4 separate regions of the Mus musculus genome follow, and all the other regions are linked to region 1. Evidence: chromatin loops called from intact Hi-C (ENCODE). Cell type or tissue: heart. All regions are shown on one strand. Region 1 has its middle 12 kb from the start of Nub1. Region 2 overlaps Crygn (crystallin, gamma N). Region 3 overlaps Prkag2 (protein kinase, AMP-activated, gamma 2 non-catalytic subunit). Region 4 overlaps Gm33591 (a long non-coding RNA gene).

Evidence for each region. Hi-C counts contacts between places; a loop is a spot of excess contacts. Peaks named below come from ENCODE experiments on the same cell type or tissue, not always from the same donor. Only the 100,000 strongest peaks of a DNase experiment are listed, where the experiment ranks them.
Region 2: it touches region 1 in a loop (5-fold over the local background); 19 of 42 quality-filtered maps call a loop at or near these places.
Region 3: a loop joins it to region 1, with 8 times the contacts of the local background. A loop is called at or near these places in 25 of 42 quality-filtered maps.
Region 4: it touches region 1 in a loop (6-fold over the local background); 27 of 42 quality-filtered maps call a loop at or near these places.

What each region holds. Positions count from the first base shown.
Region 1 is chr5:24,670,198-24,678,197 of GRCm38, forward strand. No RefSeq gene overlaps it. Among named protein-coding and RNA genes, the nearest start is that of Nub1, 12 kb to the right of the region's middle. In heart, a CTCF peak has its summit at 4,223 (motif pointing right); a DNase peak (open chromatin) is centred at 4,244; H3K27me3 peaks cover 691 bases.
Region 2 is chr5:24,747,181-24,755,180 of GRCm38, forward strand. Crygn (crystallin, gamma N) reads right to left here. Exons shown (of 4, transcript NM_153076.3): 3 at 6,954-7,099; 4 at 3,822-4,009. The coding sequence ends at 3,874. Among named protein-coding and RNA genes, the nearest start is that of Gm33591, 5.9 kb to the right of the region's middle. In heart, a CTCF peak has its summit at 3,697 (motif pointing left); DNase peaks (open chromatin) are centred at 2,731, 3,681, 4,291 and 4,801; H3K4me3 peaks cover 3,025 bases; H3K27ac peaks cover 5,162 bases.
Region 3 is chr5:25,005,917-25,013,916 of GRCm38, forward strand. The region is part of intron 3 of Prkag2 (protein kinase, AMP-activated, gamma 2 non-catalytic subunit); the gene reads right to left. Among named protein-coding and RNA genes, the nearest start is that of 1500035N22Rik, 24 kb to the left of the region's middle. In heart, CTCF peaks have their summits at 1,056 (motif pointing right), 4,606 (motif pointing right), 5,424 (motif pointing left) and 5,625; DNase peaks (open chromatin) are centred at 1,155, 4,765 and 5,305; H3K4me3 peaks cover 916 bases; H3K27ac peaks cover 4,006 bases.
Region 4 is chr5:24,776,266-24,784,265 of GRCm38, forward strand. All of the region lies in intron 1 of Gm33591 (a long non-coding RNA gene), which reads left to right. Among named protein-coding and RNA genes, the nearest start is that of Crygn, 22 kb to the left of the region's middle. In heart, a CTCF peak has its summit at 4,139 (motif pointing left); no DNase peak of the experiment used is centred here; H3K4me3 peaks cover 961 bases; H3K27ac peaks cover 2,889 bases; H3K27me3 peaks cover 734 bases.

The DNA of each region.
Region 1 (8,000 bases):
TGTAGAGCAGGCTGGCCTCGAACTCAGAGATCCACCGGAAAGATCCTGACAGAATGTAAAAGGACACAGAAGCCCTGAAATTGGCAAGATAGATGTCAGTGTTAGCAGAACTAGCTTCACTGATTTAGAAAAATAGAGGTGCACAATGCTCTGGCCACTCCTTGAACCTGTGTGTCTGCCAATGTTTTGACCGTTCCTTGACCCATGTGTGTGCCCACTGATGAAGCCCATTGCCAGGTGTTTGTGATATTGGTTGCTGAGAAAGAGTCAGAAAATCTCCCCAGCAAGCACAGCCAGGGCCAATCCTGAGTTGCTACACCTGCACCAGACTCTTTCCTTCCCATACCCATTTCTTGAGAATAGACATTGTTTAGATCTGGAAATCCCCTACTCTCCCCTTCTCCTTTCCCCACTGAGAGCCTATAAAAACTGGGACCTCTTTCCCCTCGAGGTCGACTCCTCTACCCCTGCGTGGGATATGAGTCGTCCCCAGAGCTCTGGCTTTCCCTGAATAAAGCCTCATGTGGTTTGCAACAAGCTCAGTCTATCGTGAGTTCTTGGGTGTCCGCTATTGTCCTGAGGCCTGAGTGAGGGGCTCCTTTCAGAGTCTTTCACACCTACCTCTGCCTCCTGATAGGACTAAAGGTGTGTGCCACAGCACCTGACTTGAGTATTTTCAAGAGGTAGGGTGTTGAAGGCCCTTGTGCTTGCACATAAGCACTAAGAAAACCAGGAATTTTAAACTCAGCAGATTGTCTCTTCAAAGGAAGAGATATATAACTTGGTTTTTGTTTGCTTGTTTGTTTGTTTTGCCCAGAATGCTGGGAGTGGAGGTGATTACTAGCCTTGTGATTTTTATACCATCTGTATGACTAAAACCATACTAGATCCTCCCTCAGACCCTTATGATGTCTGACACAGTCAATCTGTAGAACCCATCTTTGTGGAGGAGGTCATATGAATTTTGATAAGAGTTTAATGTAAACATTCCTTGAGTTTTATTGTACTGAGAGACCAGATCTTGGATTCAGACTCCATCTTAGAGAACCTGACCTAAGGTTGAACTCTCTAGCTCCAGTTTCCAGGTTACTCCCCAAGAAGCCAGTGTCTAGCACCAGTTTCCAGGTTACTCCCCAGCAAACCTGCTCCTCGAGGTTACAAGCCTGCCCCTTGCATTTCACTTCCTAACAACCACAAATCAGGAAGAAGAAGTTAAGTTTATGGTTTGGCTCCCAACACCAGCCAATTATTTTAAAGGGCAACAAAATTCCATAATAGCCCCCAATAAAATGTGTGACTGGCTAGAAATCCCCTTACTTGCTTGCCATTTCCTATAAAAACCTTGTTCCGTTGAGAGCTCAGGGTTTCACCTGTCCATTCTGCTGTGTCAGAGATGGTGGTGTGGCCCAAGCTGGAGCTTGAATAAAAAGATCCTAGTGTGATTGCACCAGAGCTGGCCTTGAATCTATCAGAGGGGGCTAAAGTGGCTGCACTGGGAGGCTATAGCCTCTAGAAGATGTTCCGGGCTCTGATCAGGAGATCTAGTGTCTGAATCTGGTGCTGGCCTTGGAGAGCTGTGAGTGCGGTTATTTCTAGTTATTTCTTGTTCCCTCCTGATAGAGAGGAGAGGACAAATTTTTCTTGTGTTTTTTGTTTTTGTGTGTTTTTTTTCCATGTGTGTGTGTGTGTGTGTGTGTGTGTGTTCTTGAGTTTCTCATTACAGAGAAACTTTGACCCTGACAGATGCTGACATGGGACAGGTGCCTTCAACTCCACTAAAATTGTTCCTTAGTCATTTTAAGGATGTTAACACTAAAGGACAGAATTTTTCTGTCATTATTAGGAAACATAAACTAACCACATTAGGGAGGTCAGAGCTGAGATTGGTCCAAGGGATCAAGAAAGTCATTTTCAAACCCAAGTTTGGCCTTCCAGACCAAATGCCCTGTGTGGTGGTCTGGCAAGACCTCCTTGAGGACATGCCCTCTTGGCTTAAACTTTTTCTCCCCAGACAACAGGCAGAAGTTTTTACCTTGGCTAGCCAAAAGTCCAAAGATATGGAGGAAGTGACAGGGGACCATCTGTCTCTTTCTGCACCATCCCTCTACCCAGTCCTCCAAGGAGGAATGGAGGAAGGTGTTATCTTTCCATCCCCACCATATTCAACTCCTCAGGCTGCCACAGGAAGCTTTGCCACAGGCATCCATACCATAGGTAGTGTGAGTGTGTGTGTGTGTGTGGGGGGGTACCTGCTGCAGGAACACAAAGCCACCAGGGGCTTCCTCCGGAGCCTGACTTGGCTGTCCCACACTTGTGTACTGTGGGGCTGGTCGATGATCAAGAAGCAAACCTCATTACTGTTATCCCTTTGCCACTGTATAACTGGAGAACTCAGAATTCCCTCATTTCAGACAACTCCTGAGATTTAATTAATCTCTTGGAAACAGTCCTTTTCACCCATCAGCCCACTTGGGATGATTGCCAACAGCTTTTGCAGGTTCTCTTCACCACAGAAGAGAGGAAGAGAATCTAGACAGAGGCCAGGAAACTGGTTCCTGGCCCCACAGGGGAACCCAGTAGTAACCAAGCAGCTATTGATGCTGGCTTTCCCTTATAACCCACCCAGATTGGGACTTTAATTGAAGATAAGGAGAGACTCTTGATCTTTTGGCAGATTTCAAGATGGCCACATGACAGCCCACTAATCTGGCCAAAGTATATGACATTAATCAAGGAGATAATGAGAACTCTGCAGCTTTCTTAGAGAGAGTCGTGGAGGTATTCTGACAATACACCACATGGACCCTGAATTACCAGAAACAAAAGCATTATTAGCTCTGGTCTTTATTAATCAGGCAGCACCAGATATCAAGAGAAAACTCCAGAGGGTTGAGAGGTTAGGAGAAAAGAGTCTGAGAGACTTAGTGATAGTGGCAGAGAAAGTGTTTAATGGAAGAGAAAGTTCAGAGGAGAAGCAGATAGAAAGAATGTAAGAAAGACAGGTGAAGAGCAGAGGTAACAGACTTTTGACCTGGAAAGATCCTGTTAGCAGCCATGACCAAACCAGAAGACCATAGGTGACGCCTAAAACAATTGGCTTCCAGAGAATGAGGTAAGGGGGACCTTAAGGATCGAGAACTCCCCCACTTGGGAAAGAGCCAATATAATTATTGTAAGGAGGACAGCCACTGGTCCAGAGAGTGCCCCAAGAAAAAGAAGCCTATTTAAACCACGGCCTTGCAAGATGGAAATGGAGATGAAGAATAGGGCGATGGGGTTCAGACCTCCTCCCTGAGCCCATGGTGATCGTAAAAGTGGAGAGGAAACACAGTGGAGTTGCTGAGGGTAAAGTTTCTTCAAAGAAACCCTGGGTCCAAGAGGCACAGGAATTCAACAATACTCATGGACTACCCAAAGAACTTAGGGGTGGGCAGGATAACCACTCATTCCTTGTTGTACTGGAATACCCCTACCCTCTATTGGGGAGAGATTTGTTGACAAAAAAATGAGGGCACAACTACATTTCTCCCCAGAAAGAGCCAAACTATTAGATTCAGAGGGGAAGCCTATTCATGTCCTAAACACTGCCCTAGCCGAAGAGTGCTGGTTTTTTGATTTTCTTCCCACATCAGAGGACGAAATTACTACTTGGCTAGATTGCTTCCCCAGTACTTGGGAAGAGGCAAGAGGAGTCAGGATGGCTCAACATTGGACCACAGTATGAACTGAGCTCAAGCCAGGGGTGGAACCTGTATGGGTCCAACAGTACCCCATATTCTGATTGCCAAGGAAGGCATTAAACCCCCATATTAGGAGGCTAATTAATGTGGGAATCCTGAGACCACCTTTTTTGGCCTGAAACATCCCCCTCCTACAAGTCAAGAAGCTCAGAACTGATGATTATAGACTGGAACAAGACTTAAGAGAGGTAATCCAATGTGTTCTGCATATCCACCCAACAGTCCCTAATCCCTATAGGTGCTATTCCTCCAGAGTGCTGGATTTAAAGGATGCTTTCTCTAGGCACCCAATAGCCAAGACATCTTTGCCTTTGAATGGCACAATCCATGGTGCAGGATTAGCAGACAGCCGACAACGATCCATCTGCCCCAAGGATTTAAAAACTCACCTACCATCTTTGATGAGTCCACCCATGAAGATTTGAGTGAGTACAGAACCCTGCACTCTAGCCTGATTCTCTTGCAATATGTGGATGACCTCCTGGTGGCAGCAGAGACCAAACAACAATGCCTGAAGGGAACCCAAGACCTCTTGCAGGCCCTGGGAAATATGGGCTACTGAGCCTCTGCTAAGAAAGCACAATTCTGCCAACCACAGGCGACCTGTTTAGGGTACGTATTAAACATAGGTCAGAGATGGCTCTCTGAGGCCAGGAAGGAATCTGTCCTTTGTCTCCCAACACCCAAGACTTCCTGCCAGGTAAGGAAATTCTTGGGGTCCACTGGATTCTGCAGAATATGGATATCAGGCTTTGCAGAAATAGCTAAACCACTCTATGAGGCTACCAATGGGCCTACTGAGAGCTTTATGTGGACAAAGAAACATTAGAAAGCCTTTTATGCCTTAAAGAAGACCTTAATTTCTGCATCAGCCTTGTTATTGTCAGATGTGACTAAGCCCTTTCATCTCTGCATAGACGAGAGATCTAGGGTAGCAAAAGGGGTATTGACTCAGACTCTTGGTCCCTGGTGTCAACCAGTGTCCTACCTCTGAAAGAAATTAGATCCAGTAGCCAGAGGCTGGCCCCCTTGCTTACACATCATCTTCACAATGGCTCTCCTGGTCAAGGATGCTGACAAACCGTCATTGGGTGCTGCTGCCACAGATCCAGACAAGACTGGACCACCATCTCCTTGGACCTGCATGGGACAATGAAGTTGTCTTCATCCAGACACTTCATCTGACTGAAGACTCCTAAGACACACACTAAGATCCACAACTGATAGTTAAGATCCACAGAACAGACTTGGGACCTTCCAGCTACAGATAAACTCTCTTGCCAAAGTCAAATGGCTACTGAACTTGGGGGAAATTACATGATAGTAAGGAAAACATGATGTCTATATAGATTAATCAAATGTTAGAAGAAACTTTCCAAGGTATGGCTTCCCTCGACTTATGGGATCAGATAATAGATCTGCTTTTGTGTGCCAGGTTAAGTCAGGGATTAGCAAATATTCTGGGGATTAAATGGAAACTTCATCATGCGTACTGATCCCAGAGCTCAGGACAGGTAGAAAAGATGAACAGGACCCTAAAAGAGACCTTAACTGATTTGACCATGGAGACTCTCCTTCCATTTGCCCTTTAGAGGGTATGAATCTCCCCATATCAGGTGGGACTTACCTCCTTTGAGGTCATGCTCTGTTCCCCCCGCCCCTCCCCCGCCCCATCATTCCTAACCTTCAGACAGGAGTCATCACTGAGTCAGATGACCACCAACTATTGGACGTCTTGAGGGTGTCCAGTAGGTCCATAAGCATATTTGGCCTAAACTCCATGCCCTCTATGAAACAGGTCCAGCTCTGGAGCCTCATTGATTCCAGCCTGGAGTCTGGATCTTAGTCAAGAGACACGGCCAAGGGATGCTAGAGCATCGTTGGAAAGGCCCCTATGTGATCATTCTGACTGTCCCCACCAGGCTGAAGGTGGATGGGATTGCAATGTGGATCCACCATACTCACGCCAGCATTGTAGACCTGTTTGCAGGTGAAGATCATCCAGACCTGCAGGTGAAGATCATCCAGACCAGCAGAGAGAAGGAAAATGGAAGGCTACCTAGCAAGCACCCTTCTAATCCTCTCAAGCTCAAACTATACCAATCCTGATGAGCCTCGTTACTGTATGTACTGCAAAGCCCAACCCCCATCAGCCCCCTACCTGGGCCATCATCAATACAGCCACAAAGAAGATTGCCAACTCCACTTCCTGGATTGCACCCCAGGGTACCTGGTTCCCCCATCTCAATGCCAACCTCTCTGATATTATGGGTAAAGAATGAGATAACAGTCGGGCTTGGTGGCGCACGCCTTTAATCCCAGCACTTGGGAGGCAGAGGCAGGCGGATTTCTGAGTTCGAGGCCAGCCTGGTCTACAGAGTGAGTTCCAGGACAGCCAGGGCTGCACAGAGAAACCCTGTTTCGAAAAACAAACAAACAAACAAACAAACAAACAAAAAAGAATGAGATACTGCTCCCCTTCGGGTGCAGCCCCTGCCAGATTATGGCTGCATCGCACAATTGGTGTGATGGCAGACTCGGCACTAAGCTTTTTATGTCTGCCCGGGACATTCCCAGGGCTGTGGCCAACACAATAAATATGGAGGCCATGAGACCTTCTCATGGGGTGTAGCATAGGGATGCTGAATCCTCTGGATAAATAAACTGAAAGCCCTCTAGTAAGGACCTCATCACTGTGATTAGGTTCAATACCCAGGCTGTGGGGAGAAAAGCAGTCCTCTTGTTATCAGATTCACAGATGATGGTAGGAAAGCTGACTGGACAGCCGGTAAGACATGGGGACTGAGACTTTATGTTTTTGGTAAAGATTCTGGAATCCTGTTCACTATTCGATTCTATGTTCAGACATCCCCCCATTGCTCTTGGCCCTAACATCCTGCTAGCTAAACTCCCACCTATACCACTTATGCAGGCTTGGAACAAGGCCCCAACCCAAGCCACAAGGACAATGCAAAGACTGAGTATTGATAGCCCTAAACCCCTCTGGAGTATGATGCTCCAGTTCTTTCAGGTCACCAATGCATCCACACCTGAATTGATTGACTCATGCTGACTATGCTATGAGATAAGACCACCCTACTTTGAAGGCATAGCCCTGATTGGAAACTTTACTGAAACTGAAAACCCCAGTGAATGCATATGACAACAAGGTGAGGCCAGGCTGACCTTATAGTATGTAGACGGTCAGGACACCTGTATAGAAACAGTCCCTGAGAACTACAGCTACTCCTGTAGCCAGACCTATAGGATGAATCTAGACAATGATAAATATCTATTACCACACACCTGGGCATTGTGGGTACGAACTGCAGGCTTACCCCGTGTGTTCATGGGTCTATACTATAACAGGACAAGGAATTCTGTGTACTTGTACGTAACTACTCAGGATCACCTATCACACAGATGACTAAATCCTAGATTTTCTAGGTGGAACCTCAGGTTTAGGTGGAACCACAAGAGCCAAGGGAGAACCAATCTCAGTTGTAACCCTGGCAGTTCTCACAGGACTGGGCGGCTAGCACCAGAACTGGGGTAGCTTCCTTGATGTTGCAAAACAAACATTATGATGGTCTAAGAGAGGCCATAGACACAGATATAGAGAGATTAGAGAAAGGGCTCTTTCTCCTCTAAGATTCTCTGGGCTCCCTGGAAGAGGTAGCACTCCAAAATAGAGGGGCCTGGACCTCCTGTTTATGCAACAAGGAGGGCTATGTGCATCCCTCAAAGAATGCTGTTTTTATGCTGACTACTCTAGAATAGTCAGAGTTGATGGCCAAAGTTAGAGAAGGCCTGGCCAAGAGGTAAAGAGAAAGAACAGGTACAAAGCTGGTTCAAATCATGGTTCAACAGTGTCCCATGGCTGACCACGTGATATCCACCCTACTGGGCCCCCTGCTCATTCTACTTCTGCTCCTCACCTTTGGGTCGTACATTCTAAACAGACTGGTCCAGTTCATGAAAGAAAGACTCGGGACTATTCAGCTTAGGGTCATGAGGAGTCACTATTACTCCCTCCAAAATCTAGACAATGAATCCATGATTGGGCCTTCTGGTTACCAGAAAATGAGAGACCAGATTTTGGATTCAGACTCCATCTTAGAGAACCTGACCTAAGGTTGAACTCTCTAGCACCAGTTTCCAGGTTACTCCTCAAGAAGCCAGTGTCTAGCACCAGTTTCCAGGTTACTCCCCAAGAAGCCAGTGTCTAGCACCAGTTTCCAGGTTACTCCCCAACAAACC
Region 2 (8,000 bases), 77 kb after region 1:
TCAGCCATGAAGCTGGATTTTAAAACATGTCTCGTCTCACAGGTTATGTTAAAACCTCTACCGAGGTTTCTAGAGGGAAAAGGACACTTAGGGGTTAGCTCTGCTCTGAAGGCTTTCCAGCCAAGGAGTGGCCAAGCAGGACACAGCTGGAGATGGGGCAGAGGGAAGCCAGGGAAAGGAGTGGACAGAGACTAGTGCATCACCCTGGTATGGGCTGAGGAGTAGGGAGAGGCACACCACAGCCATGGCTAGGCATCAGTATGGGCTTCAAAGGGAAAGTTTTCCCCTGTGGTCTGACCAGGCCTGATAAACAATGCCTTCAGATCCCTGACCAGCAAGGGGTCTGAGGAACACGGAGATGGCTCTAAGAAGGCCCAGTTTTCCAAACCGCAGCATGGAGACAGAAATGGGAGAAGCATGTACCACACTAAAGGCTCTCTCATCTTCGTTCCATCGACCCCCTGGATGGACTTCAGATAAACTGCACAGCTGCCCACAGGCTCTGCAGTGAGAAGCTTGTTTTTCTTCTTCCTGACCAAAAGCAGATTTTACTGACAGATTAGCAAGCAGGGGGCTGGGGTGACAGGGAGGTCACCCAGGAATGCAAAGCTGTGTGAAACACTGACTCGCCCTAATGAGGCGCCTCTGTTCCTGGGAGCTGGGAGAGAGGCAAATTCAAGAGGAGTCCCTGCAACTGGCTTTGGCAAGGTAGGGCAGTGGGTGCCATCTGGCTCCCAGGAGGAAGCCCCTCCCCCATTAGAGCAGACTATTATCCCCCACCCCAGTGCCTCTGTGGACACTGAGGCACAGGGCAGTGAAGTGGTAACTTCTAGCTCTGGAAAGTTAGCTATGCCAAATGATGTTGTGCTGGGGCACACAGGTGAAAGGATGTCTTGTTACAGCAAACACGTGAAAGACTGATTTCCTGAAGCAGACACGGGTGAAAGGATGTGTGATGGAGAAGTATAAATAAGACCCCACAGACAGTGGGAGAGGAGCACTGAGCCTTCATTTGGTTTGCTCTGCCTCACTATTCTTCACTAAAGACATGCATTTATTGGTTCTCCTTTCATACTGTTGTTGAGCTCAACTTGTGGTAATGCTGTCATTGAGAGAAACTCACCCAAGAACTGCTCATAAGGTTCCTGCAGCAGCTTGCTTGCCTCCACAGCCTCACTGTAGGCTGGTTGGTGAGCCTGGCGGTTTTTTCAGGATTGAACTACAGCTGCCTGGTGTCTGCGTGCTGAAAGGACTGGACTGCAGCTGCTGGTTTGTGCCTGGTATCTGCCTGCCTAGAGGGCTGCTCTGCAGCTGCTGAGTTGTATTTGGTGTTTGTTATGGGACTGAACTGCTGTCCAAAAAGATCAAACTCGTTCCCAAAGAACCATTGCTGAACGGGTCCACCTCCTCCATATCCTAATACCTTTTCTCCTCCATACCTCTGCTGGGTGATGGGCTAGAAGAGAGAGGTGGAACCCTCATTAAAAGTGGGTTGCAAGCCGGGCGTGGTGGAGCACGCCTTTAATCCCAGCATGCGGGAGGCAGAGGCAGGCAGATTTCTGAGTTTGAGGCCAGCCTGGTCTACTGAGTGAGTTCCAGGACAGCCAGGGCTACACAGAGAAACCCTGTCTCAAAAAAAAAAAAAAAAAAAAAGTGGGTTGCAAAAAAGTGTATGGCTATAGGGTCACCCCTGAGTGAGAGTCCTGCTGTCACCCAGTTCTTCTCCCTGCTTCCCTCGAGTACATGGTCACTGACTGACACACACATCATAAAGCGCTTCACTTCACGTTGGGAGCACAGCTCCATGGCTGCATGCAAACTGCCATGCTGCAACAACTGTCCTCTCACAGGTCGCTGGGCTTCTTTAGTTGTGTTTGGTGTTGGCTTTTTTTAGACAGGGCCTCACTCCTGGCTGGCCTGGAACTTGCTATGTAGATCAAGTTGGCCTTGAACTTGCAGTGATCTACCTGCCTCTGCTTAGGGGGGGGGGGGGGCTTGAGTCACCACAGCTGGCTTGCGCTTTCACATATGTAGGGTGCGTGTAACAGATAGGTTTGCATTATTTCACAAAGAACAGGACTTTTGGTTTTCTCCCAAGCTCAAGTCAAATATCCTAATATATGCAAATGTGTTTCAGTGTAGGGGCAATGGGTCTGAATCCTGCTTGCTATGTCATACCAAGCAAGTTACTTAGCTGTCTTAGTCTAACCATCTCATTTGTCCAGGGGTGATAAGAAGCACGGGTGTCTCTGTATAGATCAAGTAAAACTGCATGAATTATATCTACTGAAGAGCCTGGTATAAAGTCAGCGCTCAATAAACACCCATAGTAATGCTATTCACAGTAAGCAAAAGAGTGTGAGACCCTTAGCCAGGGCCAGCTGGATTCTGCCCTCCTCTGATGTGTTAGGGGCTGGAGTGGATGGTTATGGAGGAGAAGGAAGGACAGACAGGGCCCTGTCTTCCTCCAGGAAGGCCTTACTCACTCATGGAAGCAAGCTGGCTGCAACTCTCCCACAAAGGGGTCTGCTCCTGTTCCTGAGCAACACGCAGGGTTGACTCGAAACAGACTCCCTTCCCAAGGGGTCCTTGGCCTAAGCCTCAAGGGGATGGAGGGTCCCTTGGGAGCTGTCAGTTTTCTGAGCTTTAGTGGCTTCTGGTGGAATGCAGTAGAGTCAGCAAGCCCTGGGGACTCATATGGCAGAGGATACGCCTGTGCTCTCTACCCAGAGGCTGCTTAACGTAGCTCTACCTAGAACAATCCTCTACTGTCCTGGGGTGACCCAGGGCCCTGAGTCATTCATCTTTGCCCTCTGCCTAGCCCCTGGTGACAGCATCACCTGTGTGAACGCAGTGATTTTTAATGATATTCTTTTTCTCATTTCCTTCGGTGTAGGGAGGTAGAGGAGGAAATGAGGCAGGAGAGGTGGGAGACACTGGTCAGGGAGGACCAGGGTCTACAGGCAGGGGCAGGGAAATAACCTGAGCCGCCATCTTATCTGGACAACCCCCCTCAAGGAGCCTTTCCTCTCTCAATGGGGAACAACGTTGGCATTCGAGGATGTGGACCCCTTTATCAGAAACCCCACTGCAGGGGTCTCCTCCGGTCTTCCATTCCCGGAAACGTGTTCTCCAGATTTACGCCCAGCCCCAAGGCGGACCGAATGTCTTGGAAAAGATCTGATGACAGGGAAGCTCTATAGAGTTGCTCCGGGAGCCGCGCAAAGGCGGAGGCTGAGTGATATCCTGCAGGGACAGTCGTTGTCTAGTGCCTCAGGACCCTGATAGCTTCTTCCAGGTCTCCATTCCCCGGATTCCAGGGGCATGACTCCGCCCTTCTCTATCACCTGGCCTCTCCCTCCCAAATCAGCCAGGACTCTTCCTCTTAGCCAGCCCCTCCCTTCCCCTGGCCTTCCTCTCCCCCACCCCCAGCTCCCCCACGCCTCTTTCCTCCTGCCCCGCCCCTCTTCTTCTCGCCCCCACCGCTTCCCAGCAAGCAAGCTTCCTCTTCTCCCCCACCCCGCCCTTCACCTTCACCCCCTTTCCCATCCCCATTTTTCATCCTCCTCCCACCCCCACCCCCGCCACCTCGCCCCTCCTCTCGGGCGTGGCCCCCTAGCAGGAGAAAACAGCCTGCCTGCGTCCTGCTCGCGGGCGCCCTCGTGTGGCCTTGGGCCCCGAGGCGGCTGCTGCTCTGGCTAGGCTTTGGCGGGGGAGGGAGTTAGTTGGCTTCCTTGCTCCAGCAGGCTTCCTTCCCCCTGCCGGGTTGGGGCCCGCCAGCCGGTGAGAGGCCTAGAAAGCACTCCGAGGCCCGCCAGCACTCCGCTTTCTGGATATTTATTGCCTCCGTGGGTCGCACGTACGCAGTTGGGACTAGAAGAAGTTGAGCACCCGGCGGAGCGACTGCACGCGTGCGCTGTGGGCCCCCCAGTCGGAGAAGCAGCGGTAGTCTCCTCTCTCCAACACGTACATGCGGCCGCGGTAGTTTGGCTCCTCATAGAGGACCCACCTGAAGGGCAGAGGAAGGGCGAGTCACCCGGAGGGAACCACACGAGGACGCTTCCCCGGCCCCGGCCCCGCCCCCGCCCCTCGGTCCTAGCTCCTCACTACCTTGATTGACGATATCTGATTCGGGCTTGGTGCTGGGGTTCGACAAGATGGGGACTGCCCAGTAATTGACCATCCCATGACAAAAGCGAGAGCGACTGGGGATGCACTATGCCCAGTCACCCACCAAAGGGCCATTTTTGCACAGAGTACCCAGCTCTTGACAGGACGCCTGACACAAACTGGGGACCGTTCCCACTGTGTATCCACTCAGCCAACAGCCGTGGCGGTGCCTGTGCTCTAGTACAAGTGGGCTGTGCTGCCTGCGTTGTACAGAGGATCTGGAGCTGGCAGGACAGGAGGTCTGACAAGAGCGCCCTTGTGTTGGGGGATTTGGGGGGAAGGTGTGTACCAGGCCCCTGTCCTTTACAACCCAGTGGACCAGGGAATCAGGAAGATTAACTGGGAAGATCGGATGGGTGGTCTCTTCCTGGGAACAGGCATAAGGAAAAGGTTCTTAATAAGTATAGAGGTGTAAATGTGGGACCCAGGGAGAGTCGTCGTGTGGACGCTCTCACTTGGGGCTCAGGTTTGGAGGCTGGCCTAAGGGAGCTAGGAAGTCGGGGAGGAGGAGCCGCCAGGCCTGCCTGCACCAGAGGGCTGTCTCTGTCTTTACCTCGGGCTCTCCCCTCCCCCTCTTTCACTAGAGTAGAAAACAGCTTTTCTCTGGGGCAGGACTCCCTCGGGCGTGCTCGGGTGCTCACGGCCTCTTGAGGAGATGGCTGAGATCCAGGTTGTAGTATTACTCTGACCTCTCTTCTCGGGGAACCTCCCTCCCGCGATGTGCCTAGGCAGTTCCTACTCAGTCCCAAACTTCTCAAATTCCCTCCCAGGGAGTGTCCTTGCCTTTCTGCTTGCAGACAGCTCAGCCGAGAGAGAGGGGGAGGGGGAGGGGGAGAGGGAGAAACTAAAGGTCACATAGCTCACTTCCTTTTCCTTAGCCCTTAGCTCTTCCACTCCAAGTCATCGTAGGCCCCTCCCTTCATCATCTTGACCCCTCAACTGGTAAATGGTACAATCTGACAGTAGGGTCAGGGATTGGAAACTAAGGGGTGTGTGTGTGGGGGGGTGTCATGCTAGGGACGAGCAGATCACTTCCTTACAACCACAGCCTTCCACCACATAGCTAGAGTCTCCAAGAGAGTGAGCCAGTCTCTATTCTGTACTGCCCTGAGCCATCTTGGAGCTCTTGTGGACATTCTGAAAGGAAAAGGGACCTGGCTGGTGTGACAGCTAATCCTGCGCATCCTTGCTCACCTAGCTGCAACTCTTAGAGGAAAGCAACAGAGAAGGGGTCTCTGGGGAGGCGGCTCAGCAGATAAGAGCACTGGCTGCTTGTCCAGAGCCAGGTTTGCTTCTCAGCACCCACACTGCAGCTCTCAACTGTCTGTAACTCCAGGTCCAGGAAATTTAATGCCTGCTTCTGACCCCACCGGGCATGCATGTGATGCACAGACATGCATGCAAGTAAGACAAATGTATGGAAATAAAAATCATTTTTAAAATTTAGAGGGGGGGGCGCTCAGTCTGTTGGAGTGTTGGGGGATGTCCCTGCTTTTCCTGACATGCCTCCTAGGACACAGGTATGAGGGACCGTTCACTCCTGAGCTGACATGGAACCCACAAGGAACAACACTCTTGGCACAGGGAGGTGGTTGAGGAGCCCTGCTTTACTGCTGGCCGGATCCCAGAAAGGGCACCAGGGACCCAGGGCATCACCGTTTTCGAAGCTACTTCTGCACAAGACTTATATCACATAAGAGTTAAGGTTATCAAAGATAAGAACACTCTGGATCCATCATCTTGGCCTCAACCTCCTGGCCACTGAGACTGGCTCCTCCCTGGAAAGTGGAGATTATATTCTCTTCCATCCAGTGTCCACTCCTGCCTTCCCTCCCTCAGGCTCCCAGGGTTGCTAGGAGGATTCTGTCTTGGGTCTCCTGACATCTCCCATACAAAAGTATGCCTCTGATCTCATGAGACACAACTTAGCCTGGGAATTTCTCAAGGCAAATTGTTTTGGACTCCTACCCCTGGACTCTCGGGTATCATCTGCTTGGGGGAGGGGGTCAGGTAAGATGGTAGCTAGGGCTCTGCTTTGAGCACATTTTGTCTCCCTTCATCCTTTCCTTGACCCCCTCCCCGAAGGGTTTGATCCTGAACCTCAGAAATTCCATGGGAGCTGATTCCCCACACCAACCCTGTGCAGGGAAGCTGGGATCCTGTGGGGCTCTTCTGCTGGGGGCGGGGGGAGGTTGAAGGGTACCCAGCTCTAGGGTAGAAGGGGCTCCCCTAGGCTGCAGTCCCAGCAGGGCTTCTGCTGTGGAAAGAAAGGCTCTGGAGTTGACTGCAGTCAGTTTGTGCTTCTATAAAATGGTGATGGCTTCTCCAGAATGGGCAGGGAAGATGGGAAGAGAGTGTTGAGTGTTGAGCCCCATCTGTGTGTGCACAGGCAGATAGTTCAGGCGAGGGCAGGAGAAACCCCAGGTGAGGGGCGCCTGCATGTGTACAATGGGCAGGTGCGCCAGGAAGCTGCCCCACAAGGCAAGCACCGGGTCTGACAGATGCCTTGGACTAGCGAAGACAGGCACAATTCCCAGACACTCTCATCCATCCTAGGAGAGCCCCTTGAAGCCCATCTCCAACAAGTTGGTGTGGGCTGTAAGCCACCAGGCAGAGAGGCCCAGGCCCAGGGTTATCCGAGCTGAGAAGATGGACCTTCTCTGAGCAGGTGACGCTGCTGTGTAAGTTGGCACCCCAGGAAGCTGGGGTTCTCGTGAGTCACCCACAGGGTCTGATGGCTATCCACCCTACCAAGCCTGTCTGGAAGCCCCAGCTGTACTCACGCTCCGTCCCCATACACCTTGATGGCGTTGACACAGCTCTTGGCCCAGCCCCGGCTCTGCAGGAAGGGGCAGTCCTCCACGAACTCTAGGCACTGGCCCGTGAAGTTGCAGCCCTCGAAGATGTCTATGCGGAAATGCTCTCCATGCTCCAGGACAGGTGGGGAAGAAAAGCAGTATTTCAAGTCTCCCCCATGCATGGGTGGAAAGGAAAGTGGGAGACTCCTGGCCCTGGGCTAGACTGGAGAAACAGTGAGTTCTCCCCATCCCAACACACACACACACACACACACACACACACATATACTGGTTTTTTCCCATGAGTCCATGAGATGTGGTGGAGAAAGGGTTCTATTACAACTAAGGACCCAAGATTCAGTGAGGGCAAGGCTGCCTAGAAACCAGCACACTAGTCAGAGCTGGGGGTCACTGGCTCCCCTCAGGCACTCAGCTTAGGGGGCTCATGCCCCAGTTTTGGCTTCTCACCCTCAGTTTCAGGCCATGAGCAGGCAGGCCTTCAATTTATAATATTTTTAAAGTGTAATAGAATCCTTTAGGAATGCTGCGCCAAGACAGCTAAAACAATGCCTCTCATTTGTTGAAGTCTCTACTGGCCCTAAGATTCACCATAATTCAATAGCACCAGTACATACTGTGTGACCCAGAGGACAGAGGGGGCTCTCTCACAACTGGCCAGGTGCCTGTGAAGCCTGGGATGTCTCTGACAAGAACAGTCTTCAGAAGACGGCTTGTATATTTTTCATATAAACAGCATTATGCAGAACCCAGAGCCAACCATTCCACCAACTCTCTCCGAATGCCTACATCCTCGCAGAGACGCTAGGAAAGCATTCTTTCAATCAAACGTGCCAGAGCCCAGCTGATTCTGTAACTGATATAGAAAAGAAAGCCCCCTCCCCCGTACAGAGTGGCGCCTACCCAGACGTCTCACGTATTAGCCAAAGTGAGGCATGTAGGATGCCCTGGCAGAGTGACTTGCCGATGAGAGCTGCCCACACTGGTCTGACCCACTTCCCACTCAGAAGGCAA
Region 3 (8,000 bases), 340 kb after region 1:
TGAAGTGGAGCTAATCACTCTTTGTTGACATTCGTTTCCTGAACTTGATAGTTACTGTGGCGGATCCACCTTCTTTTCACAAAGCCAGCAGGGGTTAGGCAGGGTTTGCAACCTGTGGCTTCTGACTGGTTTGGGGTCATAGATCAGATATCCTGCATACCAGATATTTACATTACGATTCATAACAGTAGCACAATGACATCTATGAAGTAGCAACAAAAATAATTTTATGGCTGGAGGTCACCACAGCATGAGGGACTGTATTAAAGGGTCACAGCATTACGGAGGTGGAGAACCTCTGAGTTAGGGGATGTTGAATCTGTAATTTACTCTCAGTCACTGGGACGAGCACTGCGCGAGCAGAGGTGGGGTGGCAGGAGACAGACAGATAGATGGACAGATGTCAGAGCTAAGCAAACTTGGAGAGATGTTAGCATTGTGAATTGAGTGAAGAGCACAAAAGAACACTTTAGATTGTTTAACAGTGAGTGTGCATGCAGTGTGTGTGTGTGTCCATGTGTGTTTTCGTGTGGGGGTACATGTGCACACATGTGCACATGAGGAAACCAGAAGTGGATGTCAGGGGTCTTCCTCTACCATTCTCCGCCCCATTATTATTAGTTTTTGAGAGCTTGAAGTTGTCAGAATGGAATATTACTTAACAAAAGGAATTGATAGAGGCTAGGGCACAGCTCATGAGTGTCTAACATGTATGAAGCCCGGCCTCAACCCCCAGCACCGTGTACAGCACCATCAAAGTCCAGTACTCGGGTGATGGAGGTGGAAGGGTCAGAAGTTCAAGGCCATCCTCAGCTATGAAGTGAGTTGGAGGGTTACAAAAACAACCTTGCCTCAAAAATGGGAGGGTGGGCTGAGGTGAGGGCAAACATGTCATGCATACTGGCAGTAGCTGTTACTGGAAGCTGGAGTGTCCCTCAGGAAGGCTGTGTAGGGACTGGGAGAGTCTCATGATTCATTCCCAACACCCACACAACCCTGTCTGGGCTGGCAGGGACAGAAGTTCCTTCTCAGGACAGGTGCATGGTGGCCACCAGAGGGCGCCCTCCTAGAACTGCATTAGGTGCCAGACCACATAGCTGTGCCATTCGATGGCTGCACTTTTCAGGAAACCCAGATGCCACACATACTTGCCTTTTCTTTGTGGACAGGCTGGATGAGTCACGTTTTTCAGAAGGCTGCAGACCTGCCAGCTGCCGGGATCTGGAAAGCTCCAGCCGTAGCCAGTGAGCACAGGGCCCAGTGAGGCCGGCAGGCCAAGGCTGGGTGAGCTGTGGCCTCCGAGGAGGGAGCTGTGCCTGGGGAACGGGCCAGCCAGGGTAAATCTTGTAGTGTTGGGCATTGAGCAAATCCATGCTAAGTTGAATCCTGGCATCTGAAGACACGCTCAGGTTGTTGGTCCAAGCCCCTGTGAACAGCGCATGCACGTTTCCTGTGTGCATGTCCCGTGTGCCCACCTGCAGACCTGCCTTTTCCCAGGTGGCACATACAGCCTCCTCCCCTCATTCATTCAATTTCTAGCTGTGTTTAAGCCCTGCCTCAGTTTGTCTTACTGTCCCTTCTTCCTGAGTGCACACTGGCATTGGGCCATTGGGTCTAATACTTGACGAAGCAAGGAAGCAACCCTTGTGGCTGCTGGAGGGTCCTTCTAGGAGCATTCCACAGGGGCTGCAGGAGGAGAGGCGGCCTGGCTCCCAGTTAGCTGTGCCTGTTCACGGCTCGCTGGTTTCTTGGAGAAGCACCGCATTCCTCCCAAAGACTTCTCCATCAAGGGAAGACGTGTGCCAGGGTGCCCTCCTGTCACCCTGTCACAAGCTTCCTCTTTACAGGTTCTTCCTCTGGCGATACTTCACAGAGGCTAGTGATCCCCACTCTCTGTCTCTCCAGTGTCTGAACCCATGCCCAGGCCCCATGGAGTCCTCTGAAAGCTAACAGCAAAAATGCACCATCAGAGACCCACAGTGATGACCCAGGTACACACCAAACACATGCTATGGAAGGAAGCATGCCAGGGCTCCTGTCAGGGAAAGGTGTACAAGTGTCCATTACCAATGTGCTGCTGCTACTGGACTGTAGGGCGAGGCTCCTGTCTCTCAAGTGTCAGGAGGAACCCAATGGATCTGTCACCAAGGCCCAGTGACATGGCCCCACAGCCACTTAATGTCCTCTATACTATGTGTGTTCTCTCACCTACTCCTTGCTCTTCCATTTCCCAGGGGTCACGGATCCTGCTGAGAGATGCCCCGCCTTCTCGGTGGGGCTGGTGGGGCTGTAGCGGTCAGGCCTTGGGAAATGTCCGGCTTGGGTACAGTTCCTATGGCTGCCATTCCTTTTGAGCAGCCATTGTTCAGGTTCCATCCTCCACTGGGCACCTTTGGCTGGTCTACATTGTCTTCCTTCCTTCCTTCCTTCCTTCCTTCCTTCCTTCCTTCCTTCTTCCCTTCCTTCCTCTCTCTCTCTCTCTCTCTCTCTCTCTCTCTCTTTCTTTCTTTCTTTCTTTCTTTCTTAACTCTCCCACGCAGGGAGGTAGGCAGGGCTTTGTTTCTAATCTCTAGGACTCTCAGGCTCCCGTGGTTCCATCTCCACTCTTTACCCTCACAGCCACAGAACCACGTGACTGTAACCATCTAAGTCTGGACTAAGCCCATCTGTTTTCAGCGCACACAAGTTCCACTTCCCTGCAGGACCCTGAGAGGCAGGGGATGAGAGAGGTGTCTTCAGGAGAAGGTGCTGGAGCTGGTGCAGAGCTGTGAGTCTAGACCCTGGGGCTAGAGGAGCGAACTTACTCCAGTTTATAAAGCCTTAGCCCGTTGGTTCCTGCTCTGTGGCCCTTTGGTCCACATAGGCTGCCCCACTGCCCCGAGTTTGTTCTGCAGGGCAAGCCGGGGCAGGGCCCCCTCAGTCCCGGGAAAGCCCTTGGCGTGTAAATTGTAGACTTGCAGACTCCAAACTGAAGCCTTGAAAACTGGGGTGTACTCCTCCCCTGCACTGCACGAAACCTTCAGCGTTTTATGGGAAAACAGACTTTTATTTGAAAAATAAACTCCCAGTTGCTGGGCTATAAAAGAAGGGCTGTCTGGGTTCCAATGCCGCAGTGGTGTGAAAGGGGCTGAAGTCTTAAGTTAAATAAACTTCTCTGCAAGCTCATTTGAATTTCAAAGGCTGTGAAGGCACACACTCTGATAAAGAGCCACACTCAGAGCAAGCGGGTGGGGGTGGGGGGGATGTCCAGTCCCTCTACTTAGTCTTCCTGGAAGATCTGGAGCACTGTAACCACACACAGCAATGACATTCCTTTGGTGGTCTGTACATCTGACTTCGGTCAAGACTGAGCAAGGAAAGATACTTCTCCATCTCTGGCCAGAGTGCATCTTGCCAGTCCCACTCTCCACACCCTAGCCAGACTCAACTGGCAGGCCTTTCAAACTCATCTCTACGTCTCTGACCATCTGGGGTTGTATTTTCCAGACTGCAATCACTCTCTCCACCCAGATCATAAAAATCAGCGGTCTTATCTGATAAAGCATGCTAAAATCAGAGACAACGAAGAGATTCCAGAGGAAATCCCGTGTCATGAGAAGGGGGTTCTATGCTGGATGACAACATCGTGTGTGTGTGTGTGTGTGTGTGTGTGTGTGTGTGTGTGTTCACAAGGCAGAGGGGGGCAGGGGCAGGGATGGGGAAGGGAATGTGTGTACAGGGGTGTAACTGTGGTATCTGGAGGCCATCATCTCAGCCGTCCTTCAGGCTCCATCCACCTTGCTTTTTGAGACAGTCTCTCACTAAATTAGTTGAGGTTGGCTGGCCAGCAAGTCCTAGAGGTCCTCTGGTCTCCTCCCAGCCTCCTCTCCTCCCAGGCTGCTACCACACTCACCTAGATTTTTTTTACCTTGGTTCTGGGACTTGAACTCAGACTCCCAGCACACAGAACTGAATCACCCCCCAAGCTCTCCAATGTATCTCTTACTGCAAACAGCAGTTAAGAATTCAAACGAGCAGCAGGGAAGCCGCTGGCTTCATTTGCATGACTTGTTCGCAGGTTTTCAAGTATCCCACAGATGCAAATAGCCCAGGGGCCAGGGTGTGTTCTCCATCTTTTGATTTCCACCTGTCTTGCTGAGGGCTGTGTTAATCTGAGGGCTGGAACAGCCTTTGTGTAATCAGAAGAGGTGGAACCCAGGACAGAGATTTTTTTATTCCTTTTTTTTTTCCTAGTGGGACAAAGATAAGGCCCCAAAGCAGTTCCATCAGCAACGTCAGTGTGCTATTAAGACAAGATTCTGTGTATTGCTCAGTGGGGCTGGAGGAGCTGACCCAATGTTTCCATCTCAGGTCCCAGTGCCACTGCCACACCATGCATCATCAGCTGCTACTTGTTTTCATGCTAGCTGTAAAGTCTATCTTAGTCTAAACCTCAGTCAGGACGATTCTGATCTGCAGGAGAAGGGAAAGGAACAAGAGGAGCTGAGTTCTTGGTCTCAGCCCAACAGAGCGCAGAAGGCAACAGGCCTCCAGGTTACAGTGCCTTCCACTGTCAGCCCTGAGGCTAGAGCTCTGCTGTGGGTGGCCCTCCATGCACTAACTGGGACTGGCCGGATGGTGGCGGTAGAGTGGGTGAGACGGGAAGAGCTGAGAGAAGAGTCAAGCCCAGCGCGTGGTTTCCAAAGAGAGGAGCGAGAGAAGCCAGTCAGGAGGCAACAGACTGCAGAGGGATTTGTGGTAAGAGTTCAGCTCACACACAGGAGGACGGCTTAAGCCAAGCATAGTTAAGCAAGAGTTTCTAGAGGAAAACAAGCCTGAAGTGACGTCCCCAGGGAGGCTGGAGCCCATTGGCTTGATGTCAGGTCTGTTTCAGTGGCTCTCGGATGGCCCTCAGTCCCAGCTGTAGTCTGAGCAGCAGCCACACAAGCTTATGCAAAGGGCACACCCTTCCTCTGGCTTTCCCAACCATTCATTTAAAGAGCCCTGGGCTCCACCATTGAGGCCCCACCTTCCTGACCTCACCTGTAGCTAGCTGGCTAGCTCTTTTCCTCAGGACTGGAAAAAAATGCCCTGCATTCTCCTGCCTGGCACGCCATCTTTGGGCTGTCCAGCAGAGCCCTCTCTGACTCCTTCCCATCAGAGAGGCTGCCCCTGACTCCCCTACACCTAGCACCCCGTCACCCTTCTGATTTTCTTCCCAGCACTTGACACAGCATGGTGATGCCTTGGCCACGTATGTCCCGCTTGCCTCCAGGATGGCAGGGATCAGCTTGTTTGCTGTGGCCTGCCCAGTGCCAGAGGTGTGAACCTTCCTTTTGGCCTCCTGATTCTGCTAGGACGAGACACGTGCAGGGACGGTTCCTGCTTTTTTCTCACAGCAGCGCCTGCTCAAGGTTCAGCATGTGAGGCTATAGCACCCCCTAGTGGCCACAGTACCAAAAAGCCAGGAAAAATGTAAGCAACTGATGGGACAGGCCCAGGACAACGGGACCCCAGCTATGCTCTCTCATTTTACACACCCCCACACTGTGTGAGTGAAATTAGATGTAAGAAAAGATCCAGAAAACAAAGGTGGAAAGGAGGCCAGTAGTAAAGGCATCGCTCCTTGAATGTGGTGAAGACTTAGATGGTGCAGTGGCTGCCCCAAGTGGTTAAATGTAGCACAAGACATCTCAGCTCATCTCAGATGACAGGATGAACTTTTTAGGGCTAAGTAGACAACCAACTTGACGAAGTGCTTGCTGTGCATGCATGAGAACTCGAGCTTGATACCCACATGTAGGGTGCACTGCAATCTCAGAGCTCAGAGGGGGGAGATGGGGAACCCCTGGGACTCAATGGCCAACCAGAAACACCACGTGGGAGCTCCAGGCCAATGAAAAGAACCCATCTCAGAAGATGAGGTGGACAATAACTGAAGAATGATATCTAAAGTTTACCTCTGGCCTCCATATGTGTGTATACACACAGACACAGGCATGTACGCACACATGTACACATGCACACACATGTGTCACAGATACATACACGTCACAATAACACATCATACACAAGTCATTCTCACATACATGTACACACATAAGTCAAAGATACATACATGTCACATAAACATGTCACATACAAATCACTTTCACACTCAGATACACATGTAATACACTCAACACATACATCACACATGTCACATAGACACACATACATGCATATGCACACAGACATGTCACACATACACACACACACTCAAAGATGAACTTTTTAAGAGATAAACTAAGGTGGGAGGGGAGGCTCAGAGAACCCAGAAGTGTGTAAGAGGAGACTTGGGCCTAATGTCTTCCCCTCTACAAGTCTAGCTGATGAGTTTGCCTGGCTAGTCCCTTCACCAAAGGACTTTGCCCAGCCAGCTGATATACTTACCAAGGCCTCCTGATCTCTGCCTGGATACTTGTCTGGCTCCACCCAGTGTCTTGTGTGAGAGAGCAGAGCACGGCCTCCATATCAGTGACCATTTTCGCACTGCTGTGTTTCGTTTCTAATGAGGAAAGGACAGCTTGTGTTCCCATGCTCCTCTCTGCCCCTCTAACCCCGGCTTTGGAAGGTCATCATGTGGGAGAACAGTATACCTTGTCCACAGCTCACCTGGGGCAAGATAGGAGAATGCATGCTGACGCTGATGGTGTGTCTACAGAAACACATGGCTTCAATGCAGTAAGGACACTTTTTATAAAAGTACTGAAGTCAGCAGACAGACTGAATGAAGCCACTCAGAATCATTTTGCTTACTGTCTGCTCAGCTACTTTGTATGTCAGTCTTTGTCCCTTGTTCTGGAAACCATGTCCGTTCAGCGGATGCCCTCATAGGCTTTGTCGAGAAAGCATCTACTCCGCAAATATCCAGGAAACGTCTGACCTCACTGTGAAGCAGATTCTGGCCCATGAAAGATGGACTTGGTCAAGTCGGCTCTACCTCAGGCGAGATATGAGGAAGAGCACAGCTATCCATGGCTGTCAGGGTCTGTCACCACCTGTGCTAAGGGACATACTGTGCACATGATGGACTTCGGGTAACAAAGGGCCTAGGGTAGGAGGAAAGAAGGCAAGAAGAATGTCATCTGTAGCTGAGGGCAGCATGGCCCAGCTCAGTCAGGAAATGACTCTTGTGTTTCATGCAGTAAGAAAGCTTAGCAGCCTGATAGCAGTGATGTGTGTACCATGCTGCAGCACACACAGGCTGGGCACAGGGAAGGTATGTGTAGCCCTCTGGGGCCCTGTAAAAGAGACACCACCAAGGACATGGCGTTACTGAACTCAGGTCAGCAGTTTGAAGGCCAGGACAAGCAGTTCACTGCTTCCCAAGAGAAAATTCCCGGGGCTGTGGCTGTGGGAGAGAGGCCGACTTTGCTGGGCACCTGCTTACTTCACGAGCAGCCTGCTGCCGCCACCAAGCTTTGTGTGATGGCTTATTTTTTGTTGACTTGACAGGGCTTAGCAACACCTAGGAGATGGGGAGGCACACCTTGGGTGTCTCTTGGGTTTCCAGAGAGGATGAACACACACTCACACACTCTCTATCTCTATCTCTCTCTCTTTCTGTGTGTGTGTGTGTGTGTGTGTGTGTGTAGAGGTACTGTAACACATGCACTGTAACTCACATTCTTTGTGACCTGGAGGAAGCCAGTTGTCTTCTGTGCTGAGGGCTGAAGCTCGGGCCAATGGGGTGTGTGCGAAAATGACTACTATGTTAAGGACAATCAAACCCGGCAGCAAACAGGACAGACGTGCATACAAAACAGGCGATTCTCTCAACAGCTCAGAGGGGACCCCAGGGGCCAGCTCCAGGAAGACTAGTGACCCAGTTAGAATCATGAGGTCAAACAAGATATATCCCCCAAATTAACACTGCACAAACCAGCAGAACTTTACCAAACCAATGAAAAGCATCTACTCACTTGCTACCTGTTGCCATTTTTGTGCCTGTGAGAAGAAAGCCCCACGACTCAGGACCC
Region 4 (8,000 bases), 110 kb after region 1:
TGAATAGAACACAACACCTTGATGTAACAACACGAGGTATTTTAATGGCTCCGGGTCGAAACGTATCTCACACAGGAGACAGTGGGTTCGACCATGAGGCTTGGAAGGTTTTTATAGAAAAGGAGTGGGGCTGGGGGAGGAATTGGCGCGGTTTCACATGATTGGTCCAGTTAAACATCAGCAGCCTGTTAACATTTAACTTAGGTCAGAGGGGTGGGAGATAGAGAGGTGATGGGCCTGCCCGGGCATGTCCTGGTCTGTTCTGCTATGTTCTCAGCCCCAGGTTTCAAAGCTCACAAACAACTCTTTGGGCTATTTGACATACATTACATGAATCACAGGTCTCAAGTTTTATTTCCTTTCATAATCAAGACAGTCTCTCCCAGGTCTGCCCAGAGGCTTGTCTCCCAAGTGAGTTTAGATCCTATCCAGTTGACAGTATTAACCACTATCCCACAGGTAAGAGCTTTGTCCTGAGCCAGCTCTGTAGCCTGGAAGTTTTATAGTACACCTTAACCCAGATGACTTTGTGCAGGTGTGAGTGCAGTGCCCACGGAGGCCAGAAGAGGGCGTCAGATCCTCTGGAGCTGGGGTTACAGGCGTTTGTGAGCCAGCTGGTGTGGCTGCTGGGAGCCCAGCTCCCCTCTCTGCTCGTCTCTTAGTGAGTAAGAGCTCAGTTGAAAGGTTTCTAAGGGAGCCTCCCCACCTCCTCCTTCCCACCTTTACCACAGTGAGGTTCTAGGGCAGCTCCTCCCACACAGGCTTTGTTTATGGTTACAATCTGATAAGGGAAAACCATGACTCTGAAAGGTTAGCTGAAGTGTTAAGACATGCCTTTTACAGTAAATGGCTCTTCTTGTAAGGTTCCTAGAAAATTGCAGGTTTATAGCTGGGGAGGACAAAGATACTAATTGTGAGTCTTGAGGTAGTAATCAAGTTTCTTTAGGCCTTGGTATACGGGCAGGTTCACTGCTGTCTTAGACCTCTCTCCCTCTCTCCCTCTCTCCCTCTCTCCCTCTCTCCCTCTCTCCCTCTCTCCCTCTCTCCTTCTCTCCCTCTCTCCCTCTCTCTGAAAGGAATGTTGTCTCTGTTAGCAGCCTTCAGGAAATGTTAAAGGTGCTGGAATTCTTGCTTCTCAGCTGTCGGGAGACCTCCACCAGACTCCAGTCCTGGCGGCCCCAATCCCTTCCTATGGCCACACAATTTCCCCTCTCTCCTGCCTCGTGCTGCTGTACATTAAAGACACGTTCCAACAAACCCAGCAGGGACCTGTGGGCACTGGATTCTGTTTCTTAGAAGAAGAATGCAGCTTCCTTGTGGGTGACTCGGTGCTCTTTTTGAGGACACTGTTCTCGGAGTGTGTCCAGGCTGGCCTTAGGCTGTCAGTCATGCTCTCTGGAGGTAGAGAGCCATGGGTGGAGCAGGCAGCCTACATCCCAAGTACAAGAAGACCCAGCTCTTGCAGGCTGAGGCAGGACAATGAGAATTCAAAGCCAGCCTGGGCTGTATACAGTAAGCACAGGACCACACAGCAAACTGTCTCAGCAAGGGACCTAAAGTCAGGACAGGGTCTCTGTACAGACCTGGTTAAGACAACGCTTATCTCTTAAGCCTCCATACACACCTTAGAAATATTCACTCTGTTTTTATGAGTCTCCCTAATAAGAGCTCACATGTCAGTAAAACATATTGAATGTTTGCCTGAGGTATATGTGTGCTCACCAGGTGCCCGTAAAAACTAGAAAGAGGAAGGATGTGGAAGCCCTGGGGCTAGAGTTACAGATGGTTGTGAGCCACCATGTGGGTGCTAGGAATCGAACCCAGGTCCCCTGGAAGCTCTTAACCACTGAGCCATCTCCACAGCCCTCCCATTATCTTCTTGTGTAAACCCATTCTCCTGAAAGGCCAGCCTGAGAAGAACACAGGGATTTGTTCCTGTGGTTGAAGAATGGCACTGGTGGGGCGGTGAACTGTGCACAGACAGCCTGGTCTCCGGTAGAGCACAGGCCTTGAATCCTGGTGACCCTAAGGGACAGCGGGTTGTTTGGCCACGCCCTCTGGGCCCCTGGCTCCTGTCACAGCTACAGACTCCCGTAGCCCCCTGCAGAGAGGTGTGTGTGGCCATCAGTCATGGAGGCAATGTCCAAGTTCCTGGTATTCGGTCTGGACTCCATCCCCACAGTTACCTGGCAACAGCTAGGATGGCCCAGCCCACTATAAAAGGGGCTGCTTGCCCCCTCCTCTCTCTCTTATCTCTTGTTCTTACTCTCACCTCTTCCCTCCTTCTCCCCCTCTCCCCCCCCCCACGTGTCCATGGCTACCCTCTGCTTCTCTACTCTCTCCTTTTCGCTGCCTTTCTACAATAAATGCCTTAAAACCATGGACTGCCTCTTCCCATCAGGATCGGCTCTGCTGGAGCAATGGAGCGGGTTTCCCTCTACCGATCCAAGTGTCTAACCTCCCACCAGGAAGCCTTGCTGTGCTCCAGCCACGCCGGCCGCCAGCAGCCAAACCAAGTCGCCCGCAGAGCTAGCCGCCTGAGCTAGTCAGACTCTCTCCTCCCCACAGTAACCTGCCAGAGCTCTCCTTCCTGCCCCCTTTCCTTCAAGCCCCCGGCCACTTCTGCCCGAGGGTTCCCACTTTGTTCTCAGCTCTTCCTCGACATACAGTGGCGTCAGTGCCCAGCGGTCTGTAGTGCCCGAGAGTTGGAGCCCAGCTCTGGCAGTTCGGCGGGGACCCCAGACTATGCCCTTTCCCACCCCTGGAGCAGGATCCCACCGCTTCCCACAGTCCAACGCCCGCTGGGCAGTTCTGTGGGGTTGCACGCAGTCAAATGCCCCATGTCCGCCCCACCCAGTGGCCCTAACCCTGAGCAGACGTGGGACCCCCTTTTTTTTTTTGCCCCACAGGCACCCACTGTTGTAATATTTGTGTGAATATGTTCTGCTCTTCCTTGCCTCCCCCTGGTCGCTGCTACAGGACAGCCCCCCTGGAACTATTCATAATTTTCCTGTGTTCACAGTTTGCTTTTCCTACAATTCAGATAGGAAGGCTGCTGTAGCTAAGTTACCTTTCAGACTGGGTTTTGTTTTTTGCTTTTTTTCCCTGAGACAGGATCTCACCTATCCTAGATTGGCATCAAACAAGCTATAAAGCAGAACTCCTGATCCTCCTGCCTCTACCACCAGAGTGCTGGGATTACAGGTCTGGGCCAGCACACCAGACCAGACTGGCTTCTTTCACTAAGCAACAAGCTTTAAGGTTATCATGTGGGGCTGGAGAGATGGCTCAGTGGTTAAGAGCACAGACTATTCCCAGCACCCACAGCAGGCAGCTCACAACTGCCTGCAACTTCAGCTCCAGGTGATGGGATACCCCTCTGACCTCTGCCCATAAGTAATAATTAAGATTTGAAAAATAAAATGGCATAAAAGAGATTATAGTGTCTTTTGGCCAAGTGGTGCATTTCTTTTTAGCATTGAATAACCTTCCATTATCTGCCTAGGACATTGCTTCTTGGTGCAGTTTCTGCTGCCGTAATGCAAAGCCTGAATGTGGATAGTTTATAAAGAGCAGAGATTTGTGTCCTGGAGTCCGAGGCTCCTAGAAGGCTCAGGTCAGGAGGGCAGCCTGGGTCTAGGTGTCTTGGGGCAGAAGCCTGCAACCCAGCAGTGCAAGTAGCAACCAGGTGGTGTTTTCTTTGAGTTAACTGAGGTCGGACAGGAATGAAGAGCACCTAACACAAGGTTGCTCAGCGTGGGCCCAGGGCCCTGCGGTCTGGGGATCTACCCTGCGATCCTGAGAGCCCCACCTGGGCATTTCCACCCAGAGCCATCGGGGAGGGCATGCACGAACGAATGAACAAAAATGGGCTGGCACTCGTAAGCCTGCCACCAGGATCGGGCTCTAGAAGGCCAGCCTGTTTGAGCTAGCTGGGAGAGGTGTCTAGCTATGATCACCCATGTGTCCCCCAGTTCCTGCTCTGCCCTACTCTAGCGTAGGGACATGAGCTTGAGTGTTTCTCCCAAGTCAGGGATCAGACATCTGCAGAAAGGGACCTGTCAGGGGAGGGAAGTCAGAACCGCGATTTTGGAGGACAGGGTTTATGAAATGACGGATGCTGAAGCCTGCCCCCTTATGGTCATATCAGTAACTACATCCTAGGGAAATTATTATTTGTTTGTTTTCGAGACAGGGTTTCTCTGTGTAGCCCTGGCTGTCCTGGAACTCACCTCGTAGACCAGGCTGGCCTCGAATTCAGAAATCCGCCTGCCTCTGCCTCCCGAGTTCTGGGATTAAAGGCGTGCGCCACCACCACCCAGCTCCTAAGGAAATTATTAAGCACCATTGTGGGAGGCTACCAAAGTCTGTCTGTCTTATAGACTGTCTGTCCCTCATTTCCTCCATACCTCCTTTCTCTCTTTCTTTTTGAGACAGGGTCTCACCACGTAGCACTGGGTGGCCTGGAACTCCTTATATAGAATAGGCCTGGTCGGCCTAAACAGTGGTTCTCAACCGTCCTAATGTTGCCAGCCTTTATTTAATACTCATGCTGTGTTGACCCCAATCATACATTTTTTTGTTTCTACTTCATAACTACAGTTTTGCTACAGTTATAAGTTATAATGCAAATATCTGTTTTTTGATAGTCTTAGGCCACCCCTTGAAACAATCGGTTGATCCCCACAAGGGTAAGAACCACTGGCTGTGCGTTTGCGGCAGGGGTCCTTGGGGATCCCTTCTTATTTCTGTGTCTCTAAGGAATACATTTAGACATCTTGGGCTTTAATTTGCACTTCAGGCACAGATTCTGAAGTCAGCCTGAGAGTCCTTGTCAGATGAAGTGTAAACAGATGCAGCAGAGAGAACTGAAGAGGCAAGATCTAAAAGAAGGGCTTGAATGGATAAAGCCTGTGTCCTCACCAGCACCAGGCTGGGGTGCTGAGAGCTATTATTAGCCATTGAGGCAGAGGCGGGAGTTCTGCATTTAAATCCTCCCTCCCCCACTGGCTTGCTGTGTGACCAAAGGCAAGCAGCTCTGCGATGAGTTCTCCACACCCGTAAGGTGGGGCTAACAATCCACTCCTCCCAGGATCGTTGAGCAAATCAGTGAGTGAGTGTACCTTAAGTCCTGGTTGATGCCCAGCCACAGAGAACACCGTAGGAGCCTGAGGTGGTGGCACATGCCTTTAGTGCAGCTCGTGGGAGGCAGAGGCTCCAGGTTCACAGAAAGACTCCGTCTCAAAAAATAAGAACAATGAAGGAAGACATTTGATGTTAACTGCTGGTCCTTACACAAAAACACACAGGTAAACAGGGATGCATGCATGTTCATGTGAGATCACGCACACACACACACACACACACACACACACGTGTGCGCACACACTTTACTCAATATGCTGGGCAACTTTCACTGGCTTCCACACCAAAACTGAAACTGCACTATTCAACATGAAGTTCCCATTAACCCTTCCTGCAGTTCCCCACCCCACACTTTTATTTATTTATTTTTTGTTTGTTTGTTTTTTGTTTTTTTGAGACAGGGTCTCTCTGTACAGCCCTGGCTGTCCTGGAACTCACTTTGTAGACCAGGCTGGCCTCAAACTCAGAAATCTACCTGCTTCTGCCTCCCAAGTGCTGGGATTAAAGGCATGCGCCACCACTGCCCAGCCACACTTTTATTTTTATTTTGCTTTTTGAGACAGTTTCTCTGTGTAACAGTTCTGACTGTCTTGAAACTTAATCTGTAGAATTTGTAGTGTAAGCTGGCCAGAGATCTGCCTGCCTCTGCCTTCTGAGTGCTGGGATTAAAGGCATGAGCCACCATATCTGGCCTCTTTCTTTCTTTCTTTCTTCTTTTTAAGTATTTTATTCATTTATTTTATGTATATTAGTACACTGTAGCTCTACAGAGGGTTGTGAGCCTTTATGTGGCTGTTGGGAATTGAATTTAGGACCAAAGATTTATTTATTATTATAAATAAGTACAGTGTTGCTGTCTTCAGACACACCAGAAGAGGGCATCAGATCTCATTATGGGTGGTTGTGAGCCACCATGTGGTTGCTGGGATTTGAACTCAGGACCTTTGGAAGAGCAGTCAGTGCTCTTACCCGTTGAGCCGTCTTGCCAGCTTTCTCTCTCTCTCTCTTGATTTTCTAAAACAGGGTTTCTCTGTGTAGCCCTGAATGTCTTGGGACTCTTTGTAGATGAGGCTGACCTCAAAGGTGTTGGATTAAAGGCATAAACCACAACCACTAGCCTTGTGGCTGGCTTAGTCACAGAGGACATTATCTTCCAAATCAAGAGATATCCACAATTTCTCTTTTTGAAGACTGAGTAGTGTTCCACATATGTAGATCCTTCTTACATGTCATGAGAAATGCCAAGGCAGGAGTCAGAGGCAGAGAACTACAGAGGAATGCTACTTACTGGCTTGTTGACATGCTTGCTCACCTTCAGTTGTCTTTCTTACAGCCCAGGCCCACCTGCCTAGAAATAGGACCGACCATAGTGGGCTGGGATGTACCACATCTATTTAGCCATCAAAAAAAAATATATATATATATTGCATAGACATGCCCACAGGCTGGGAACAATCCCTCAGTTGAGGACCCCTCTTCCCAGGTGTATCAAGTTGACCAACATGAGCCATCGCAGGTGGCTCCCAGGTCTGATGTCCTGTGATATGAGTCCTCTGTGAACATGAGAGGATATCTCAGGGAGCCCTGTGACCCTGTGGAACATCAAACAAGAGTAATGGTGAAATAAAACTATCCCAGGTTGCATCCCACTCTCATTTAGCATCCCAGACTGTCACTAAACGCATCAGAGAAAGAAGTACACAAGAAGGAGCCCAGATGGAAGAAGTGGGATTTGAGAGACAATAGCTCAGACAGTGATAAAATATGCTGGCCACAACTGCCTGGTGGCAGTCTCTCTAAAAACAGAATAGTGTGTTCTTATAAAAGGGAAAATTAAAACTATGGAGCTTAATAAATAGTGTTGCAAGCTCTTTTTTAGTGTCTGCTGCTTGGGGGTGTGAAAGTCGGGGTTTTGTGTGTGCGTGGCAATGCTCCCCGCTGAGCTATAAACCCAGTCTCTGCAATAACTGTGTTTTTCAGTGCATAGTTAACCATGAATGATAGAAATGTGAGGGTCACCACAGCATGGACTGGATTCCAAATGTTCAGAGGGAAAGGAGACTTTATAGATGTCTTCACCAGCCAAATAGAATGTTAGAAAGAGGAAGCAGTGAAAGCAAGCAAGCAAACAACAGACCCCAGGGCCAGTGAAAGGCATCACAGGAAAGGCCCCTGCCCCCAAGCCTGACCTCCTGCGGCGGACTGAATGAGCCTGAACCCCACAGGTTCATCTGTTGGATATTTGGTTCCCAGGTGTTAGAACTGCTTGGGAAAGATTAGGAGGTGTGGCTGGGCGTGGTGGGGGAGGCAGAGGCAGGCGGATTTCTGAGTTCGAGGCCAGCCTGGTCTACAAAGTGAGTTCCAGGACAGCCAGGGCTATACAGAGAAACCTTGTCTCAAAAAAAAAAAAAAAAAAAAGTTTAGGAGGTGTGGTCTTGTTGGAGGAGATGTGCCACTGGAGGTGTGCTTTGAGGCTTCAAAAGCCAATACCATTCCCATTTAACTCTCTTTACCTCATGATTGTGGAACAAGATGTAAGCTCACAGCTACCGCTTCAGTGTCATGCCTGCCTGCCTGTCTGCTGCCGTGTTCCCTGAAATACCATCACTGGATGGACCCTAGCTAACATTCTGAAACCGTAAGCCCCAAATAAGTACTTACTTTTCTAAGTTTCCTTGTTCGTGGATCTCTGTTGTGGGATATTTGATCATGGTGTGAACCCCAAAATTGCGTTATTTCCTGGAAAAACTGTTTCTAGTTGTAACATAGCTCAGTCTTTAGCACACGCCTTTCATCCTTTGATTGGAACACAGACAAGCCCTTAGTACCCACCTCTAATACCAAACAATGAGGGT